Regions from separate parts of the Homo sapiens genome. Here region 2 is linked to region 1. A link is an interaction called in ENCODE POLR2A ChIA-PET data of the cell type or tissue named here. Cell type or tissue: MCF 10A. All regions are shown on one strand. Each heading gives the region's core, and the rest is flanking DNA. Links, peaks and the distances in the headings are about the cores only.

Region 1 (4,397 bases), core at 98-4,097:
TGTCTCATGTGGTTCTCAACATACGTAAAGGAACTATTTAAGACAATTATAAATGGGAGGGTTCAAAGACATAAAAGGAGGTAAAGTTTCTACATTTCATTTGAAATAGTAAAACACATCAGGAGACCACAACAAGTCATACACATACTCACACACAAACACATATACACCCCACTAAAAACTATACAAAGAGATATACTAAAAAACACTATAGATTATAAAATGAAATTATTATTTTTTGAGACAGGGTCTCACTCTGTCACCCAGTCTGGAACGCAGTGACACAATCATGGCTCACTGCTGCCTCAACCTCAAGTCATCCTTCTGCCTCAGCCTCAAGACTCAAGTGATCCTTCTGCCTCAGCCTCCCAAGTAGCTGGGACTACAGACATGTACCGTTATACCCAGCTAATTTTTTAAAAGATATATTTTGTACAGACAGGATCTTGCTATGTTGCCACAGCTGGTCTTGAATTCCTGGTCTCAAGCAATCCTCCCATCTCAGCTTCCCAAAGTACTGGGATTACAGGCATGAGCCACTAGGCCTGGCCTAAAATGTAATTATTTTAAAATGTTCAAATTACCCACAAGAAGTCAAGGAAAAGAAAACAGAGAAATAACAACAATGGCAACAACAAACAGAACAAACACAAAACAAAAAAGGGCAGACTTATTCCCTAATATATATCAATGATTACATTAAATGTAAATGGTCTAAATATGACAATTGCCAAAACAGAGACTGACAGTAGATAAAAGACATGACCCAATTATATACTATCTACATGAAATTCACTTCCAGTATAACAATATAGGTAGGTTGAAAGTAAATGGATGGAAAAAATATAGCATGCAAACATTAATCAAAAGAAGCAAGAGTTATATTATCATCAGATAGACTTCAGAGTGAAGAAAATGTCCAGGAACAAAGAAGGATATTACATAATGATAAAAGAATAAGTCCACTAAGAAGGCATAATAATCCTGAATGTGTTTGCACCAAACTTCAAAGATGTAAATAAGTGAAGCAAAAACTCATAAAGTGAAAGGAGGAACAGACAAATCCATAGTTATAGCTGGAGACTTCAATCAACTGCACCTCAAAAATTGATAAGACAAGTAAACAGAAATCAGCAAAGATTTACAAAAAGAACTAGAAAACACTATCAACTAAAGGATATAATCATGATTTATAATATTGCATCCAACAACAGAAGAATTCCTTTGAAGACCCCACAGAATAGGCTGGACACAATGGCTCATACCTGTAATCTCAGCCCTCTGGGAGGCCGAGGTGGGAGGATTGCTGAGGACAGGAGTTTAAGTCAAGAAACCACAGAATGTCTACCAAGATAGACCATATCCTGGACTATAAGACAAAACTCAATAAATTTAAAATAATTTATACAAAGTGTGTTATATGACCACAGTGTAATCAAATTATAAATTAATAACAGAAAGGTAAAGAAAACCTCCAAACACTTGAAAATTAAACACACACTTTAAAACAATCCGTAAGTTAAAAAGGAAATATAAAGGAAATTAAAAAAATACATTGAACTAGATGAAAATGAAAATATATCAAAATTTGTGTCACACAGCTAAAACAGTACCGAGAGGGAAATCCATAGCACTAAATGCTTACATTCCAAAAGAAGAAAAGTCTCAAAACAGTAATTTAAGCTCACAAGTCAAGAAATTAGAAGAAGAGCAAAATAAACTTAAATCACAAACATGGAAGGAAATAATAGGATAGAAATCAATGAAATGGAAAATTTTAAAAACAGAGAAAAATCAATGAAACAAAAAGTTGGTCCTTTGGACAGAGTGATACTTCATCTAAAAAAAATTACATTTCTATATACGAACAATGAACATATAGAAACCAAAATTTAAATACCATTTATAATCACTCTAAAAAATAATATCAATAAAGCTATAATTTTTTAAATAAAATACTTAGATATAAATCTAACAAAACATATACAGAACTTGTATGCTGAAAACTACAAAATATTCCTGAAATCAAAGTGCTAAATAAATGGGGAGATATATCATGTTTTATGGATTGGAAGAGTCAACAAAGCAAAGATGTCAATTCTCCCCCAAACTGATATACAGGTTTAATACAACTACTGAAAAAAAAAAATAAGCAAGCGAGTTTGTGGCTATAGATAAGATTATTCTAAAATGCGTATGAAAAGGCAAAGAAACTAAAATAGCTAAAGCAATTCTGAAAAAAGAATAAAATAGGAAAAACCATGCTATCCTACTTCAAGACTTATTATATAGCTATAGTAATCAAGATTGTGTGGTATTGTTGGAGGAATAGACATAGATCAATGAAACAGAATACAGAACCCAAAAATATACTTACATAAGTATATCTAACTGATTTTTTACAAAGTGCAAAAGTAATTTAAGGGAGGAAGGGTAGTCTTTTCTATAAATAGTGCCGGGAGTAAAAAGAAAGAATCTTGACCTAAACCTCACATCTTACATAAAAATTAACTAAAAATTTATCATAGATATAAATATGAAAAATAAAACTATAAAACTGGAAGAAAACATAGGAGGAAATCTTCAGGACCTATGACTTGGTGAGGAGCTCTTAGATATGACACCAAAAGCATAATCCATAAGATAATTCGGAAAACTGGACTGCAACAAAATTGAACACTTTTCAATTTTGCTTCTCTAGGAAAGCCCATGTGAAGAGGATGAAAAGACAAGCTAGAAATTGGGAGAAAATATCTGTAAACCACATATCTGATAAGCAACTCAAATCTAGAATGTATAAAGAACTCTTGAAATTCAACAGTGAAAAAACACAAACAATCCAATTTTAAAATGGGAAAAACACACATACAGACATTTCACAAAGAGGATATATGGATGGCAAATCAGAGCATGAAAAGATATTGAGCTATTATGAAAATGCAACTTGAGACCCCAATGAGATAATACTACCTACCCATCAGAACAGCTAAAATGATAAATAGTGACAGTATCAAACACTGGCAAGCATGGAGACAAACTGGATCTCTCATGCATTACTGGACTGTAAAATGGTATACTCTAGAAAAGTCTGGGCCAGGCGCAGTGGCTCATGCCTGTAATCCCAGCACTTTGGCAGGCTGAGGTGAGTGGATCACCTGAGGTTAAGGGTTCGAGACCAGCCTGGCCAACACGGTGAAACCCCATCTCTACTAAAAATGCAAAAATTAGCTAGGCATGGTGGTGGGCACCTATAATCCCAGCTACTTGGGAGGCTGAGGCAGGAGAATCACTTGAACCTGGGAGGCGGAGGTTGCAGTGCGCCAAGACTGCACCATTGCACTCCAGCCTGGACAACAGAATGAAATTTCATCTCAAAAAAAAAAACAAAAACAAAACACAGTTTGGCAGTTTCTTTTAAAACTAAACATGCAATTATTGTACAATCTACCAATCACACTCCTGACATTTATCCCAGAGAAATAAAAATTTGTGTCTACACGAAAACCTCTGTACAATTGCTCATTGCAGCTTTATTTATAACAACCAAACCTGAAAACAACCAAAATGTCCTACAAATAGTGAATGGTTAAACAAACCGCAGTATATTCATTCCATGGAATACTACTCAGCAAAGAAGAAGAATAAACTATGGTCCTGGTACACAGAACAACTTGAATGGATCTCAAGTGCATTATGCTTGGTTATAAAAAGCCCGTATCAAAAGGTTATATACAATATGCATCCTTTTACGTAACATTCTTGAAATGACAAAATTATAGAAATGGAGGGCTGATAAACAGTTGTCAGAGGTTAGGGATGGTAGAGAGGAAGGGAATGGGTGTGACTATGAATGAACAGCCAAAGGCATCTGGTGATGGAATAATTCTGTATCTTGATTGCGGTGATGATTACAGGAATCTACACACGATAAAGTGACAGTACTACACACACACACACACACACACACACACACACTTTATACCAACATCAATTTCCTGGAGTTGCTGTTTACTAGAATTATATAATATGTAATCAATGGGGAAAACTAGGTGAAGGGTACATGAGACTTCTCTGTACTATATTTGCAAATTCCTGCAACTATAATTATCTTAAAATAAAAGCTGGAAAAAAGTATTAACTTAAGATCCTCATGTACTGGTTACTTAAATTATGCTAATACTTTTTTGTTTAAATATAATTTTTAAATATCCCCACCAATATCTTATCTGCTAATTAACTGTAATTTTGATGTTTTATGCATGAACACTGAAGGGCACACTTTATAGTGAATAGCTCCTTTACTACATCACATTTCTAAACTGGAAGGTACTATAATCTCAGGACTCTTTGAAATAAAGCTGCTCAAAGACAACTAGTATTCAACTTAAAACAGGAAA
Region 2 (4,397 bases), core at 97-4,096, 240 kb after region 1:
AATAGTAAAGGACATAATTCAATGGACATATTTCAGTTTCTCAGCCCATATCTTACTTGACTCTTCTATCATATTTGACATTATGAATCTTCCATTGACACTCTTCTTCTCATTCTCCTTCCAGTCTGGTCATTCTTTCTTAGTTACAGTGACTGAATTTATTTCCTGTGTCCCTTAAATATTGGTGTGCTCTAGGGTTCTGTGCTCTCTTTCCTTCTTACTCTCTGCCCTTCTCTTAGAGTAATCTCATGTACTTTTATGGTTTTTTATTCTCATCTGTATGCTGATGTTCTTTTCTCTCCTCTGTCTGCCACACTTCTTGCCTGTGTTCCAGAGCTATCTATTCAACTGTGTTGGACGTCTTCACTTTGGTATTCCACAGACTCCATGTGTCCATAAATGAGCCGTGTTAACCATCTCTCTCCTCCCCTCTTCTCTGCTCTCTACATCTCTCTCCGCACAAGCCTGCACTTTCTCCTAAATTCCCTGACGTGTTTGATGGAACAACTGTCCATCCCATTCACCAAACATGAAAGCTGGGTCAATCCCTGATGCCACTTCCTCCTTTCTTCACATCCAGCCAGTGACATCTGAGCAGAGAACTGAATGACCAGGGGTCAGCTCTATGAAGATCTAGGGGAAGAGCTACAGCAGACATGAGACTGAGTTTTCACTTTCATAGTGATGTGCTCTGAGCAAACTGGCCCAGAATTGGCTGCTTCCTACAAGCAGTAATGTTGAGAGGATCATTTACACAGGAAAGCACTTAAACAGATCAAATAAGGAAAGACATTGGCATAATTTTTTTGAGACGGAGTCTCACTCTGTCACCCAGGCTAGAGTGCAGTGGCGCGATCTCGGCTCACTGCAACCTCCATCTCTCGGGTTCAAGCAATTCTCCTGTCTCTGCCTCCAGAGTAGCTGTGATTACAGGCAAGTGCCACCACACCCAGCTAATTTTTGTATTTTTAGTAGCGACAAGGTTTCGCCATGTTGATCAGACTGGTCTTGAACTCCTGACCTCAGGTGATCTGCCCGGCTCGGCCTCCTAAAGTGTTGGGATTACAGATGTGAGCCACCATACCTGGCCCATAGATTGTTTTTACTGACAACATTTTCAAACAAAATGCTGTCAGGTTGTCACTAAAAAATGGATCTTGGATTCTTTGCAGCTCCTCAAATTCCTTTTTGTTCTTTCTGTTAGTTCTTTGCTGGGGTGTTGGTGGGGGAAATGGGGGGCAGGTGGGATGGTGGGCACAGAATTTTCCTGACTAAGCCGAAGCTCTCCTGCCTCTTTTACTTGTTCTGAAGACTTTTGAATTTGAGATTAACAACACAACCATCACCTCTTAAAAGTCTGTATAACTTTATCTTGCATATATTTTGTTATTAAATATGTCTTTTAGTAGAGAATGAGTAGGAAGACTTTGGTCTTTATAATATTCAGTTTTATGTGGGTTATATCCTGATTTTTAAAGTTAGAAACTCATAATTTTATGTAATTCTATGTAACTAAAAAGATTGATTTGTTTTTATAATCTATATTTGTATAAGTATGGGACTAGATTACACAAAACAACATTGATCACTGGAACTAAGAGCTTTCTTTTGACCACAGGCAAACAGCTCTTTCCAGTAGAAAAGAGCTGGGCTCCCTCACTGTTTCCTGGCTCTTTCCAGTAGAAAAGAGCTGGGCTCCCTCACTGTTTCCTGGCTCTTTCCAGTAGAAAAGAGCTGGGCTCCCTCACTGTTTCCTGGCACACGGTATGATATTGAGTTCCATGATTATGCATGTACCTTGGGTTACAACCCCCCTGGCGGCAGAACCTCTATTGTGTCCTTCTTTGTATTGCCCACAGAGCCTGTTGGTGACCTGCACACAGGAGCCCTCCAGTCAGTACTGATTGAATTACTCAAGGCTGCCTCTCTGCAAAGTTGAGGTAAGCAGCTGAGTTCAATGATGCTGGCTGCATTTTCAGCTATTGGGGCTGCAGTAGCTAGGCAGGGGCTGCAGGCCCTTCTGGCTTTTTAGCCCTCCTGCTCACCCACCATTTACACAGTCTTCCTTTCAGAGCCCCCCTTTCTCCTCCTGCACTTCCTTGAATATTGACTGCCTCTCTGATTTCCCTCACTTTGTCTCTCCCAAATATTAGGGCTGTTTTTATGGTCTGCTAATTCTGTGAGAATGAGGTACCTCTTCTGGGAGGCACTGCCACACTCAATGGCACTGCAAACAGGTTTTTATTGGCTCATCTCCAAGCTCTCCAAGTCATTCTGCCCTCATACTGATTATGAGACACCATCTGTTTATCTTGATTGCATAATAAATTGAGGACTCATAAATGTAGTTGACATCTAAATTAGATCCAAATCACAGTAAGAACAGGATAATGGTCTCCTTTGTCAGAGATGGATGAATAATTACTTTTATAGCTCTGGAAGAAAAATGGGTTATGCAAACAGATACTTCACCCAAATTGGTTTCCTGAGTGACTCTCCGTATGTTGATGTTTTTGCTCAGGGACAGGAACCTGCCTACCCTGTTTCAGGGAAAACCAGAAAAGAAATATAATCTGCTTTGGGAGTCTGAGGCGGATGGATCACGAGGTCAGGAGATCGAGACCATCCTGGCTAACATGGTGAAACCCCATCTCTACTAAAAATACAAAAAATTAGCCAGATGTGGTGGTGGGCGCCTGTAGTCCCAGCTATTCTGGAGGCTGAGGCAGGAGAATGGCATGAACCTGGGAGGCGGAGCTTGCAGTGAGCCCAGATCACGCCACTGCACTCCAGCCTGGGCAACAGAGCAAGACTCTGTCTCAAAAAAAAAAAAAAAAAAGAAATATAATCTGCCCAACCCAACAGTCAAATGTTAGCCACCAATGTCCTTGTGTTACCCTGCTTTCTGAGGGCCAGAAGAGATTTTCAAAGATTATGAGCACTAAAATAACAGTAAAAAAAAAAAAAAAAAAAGCTAGTAACCTTGGCCTGTTGCCTAGTACAATATAGCTGATGAGAAGGAAATCACAAGGCAGTGGGACTGGGCTAAGGTGCAGCTTGTGAGTTCTCTAGGAATTGGGTGGGTTATTGCTTAAGGACAGTTCATCAATAGTTTTTTTTTTTTTTTCTTTGAGATGGAGTCTCACACTGTTGCCTGGGCTAAAGTGCAGCGGTGCGATCTCGGCTCACTGCCATGTCCGCCTCCCAGGTTCAAGTGATTCTCCTGACTCAGCCTCCCGAGTAGCTGGGATTACAGGTGGCTGCCACCATGCCCGGCTAATTTTTTAAATTTTTAGTAGAGACGAGGTTTCACTATGTTTGCCAGGCTAGTCTCGAACGCCTGACCTCGTGATCCACCCGCCTCGGCACCCCAAAGTGCTGGTGCTAAGATTACAGGCGTGAGCCACCATGCCTGGCCTCATCAATAGTTTTAAAAGACCTGTTACGATTTCTGGCTAATTTGCTTTTACCGTTAATTCAGAATGCTTGTGATCCACAGGCTATAGTGAGTGAGTTGTCCCTGGCATCCCTTTTCCTTACATACGTGTTCCACTAGAAGCAAGAAAAACCACATACAGCTGCTCAGTCTGCAATACGCCAACAGCACACGCACACAGGAGTCCTGTTTAGCTCACTTCCATTTCCTACGTGCACTGCTGCACACTTGACCTACACACTTGACATACGAAAGTGTCTCTGATCATTTAAACAACTCTACAAGTGTGTATTATTACCCCCATTTTATACAGGAGGAAACTGAGGTTCCGTGTGGTTAGGTAACTTGCTTGGGTTTCCATAGAGGCAGAGGTAGAATTTGAACCCAGTACTGTTTAGCTCATGCCCTTTCTGGAACACTCTCTTGCCTCTCTATCTTTTCTTTTTGCTGCCTATGCTCAGATTGTTCTCTCTCTTATAGAATATATATATGTTTTTGTTTTTTTTTTAGAGAGAGTCTCGTTCTGTCGCCCAGGCTGGAGTGCAGTGGCGCTATCTCGGCTCACTGCAAGCTCCGATTCCCGGGTTCACGCCATTCTCCTGCCTCAGCCTCCCGAGTAGCTGGGACTACAGGGGCCCACTACCACGCCCGGCTAATATTTTGTATTTTTAGTAGAGACGGGGTTTCACTGTGTTAGCCAGGATGGTCTCGATCTCCTGACCTCGTGATCCGCCCGCCTCGGCCTCTCAAAGTGCTGGGATTACAGGCGTGAGCCACCACGCCCAGCCAGAATATACTTTTCAATCTTCTCTTTCCCCTGTCAGAATCTTTATCAATCAAAACTTTTGTTTTGAAATACATATATGTATATATTTACAAACACATACAACTTAGGTTTACATCTATATTTATTTATATGCATTGACTTCTAGGTATTTATAGATAGATAGAGACAGATATA

What was found. Peaks named below come from ENCODE experiments on the same cell type or tissue, not always from the same donor. Only the 100,000 strongest peaks of a DNase experiment are listed, where the experiment ranks them.
Region 2: POLR2A ChIA-PET joins it to region 1 with 5 read pairs; 2 of 35 experiments call an interaction of 5 or more read pairs at or near these places.

Annotation. Positions count from the first base shown.
Region 1 is chr3:42,574,597-42,578,993 of GRCh38, forward strand. All of the region lies in intron 1 of SEC22C (SEC22 homolog C, vesicle trafficking protein), which reads right to left. Among named protein-coding and RNA genes, the nearest start is that of SEC22C, 5.2 kb to the right of the region's middle. In MCF 10A, for the core only: no CTCF peak of the experiment used is centred there; no DNase peak of the experiment used is centred there.
Region 2 is chr3:42,817,772-42,822,168 of GRCh38, forward strand. ACKR2 (atypical chemokine receptor 2) reads left to right here. Exons shown (of 3, transcript NM_001296.5): 2 at 1,860-1,940. Among named protein-coding and RNA genes, the nearest start is that of ACKR2, 11 kb to the left of the region's middle. In MCF 10A, for the core only: no CTCF peak of the experiment used is centred there; DNase peaks (open chromatin) are centred at 1,870 and 2,270.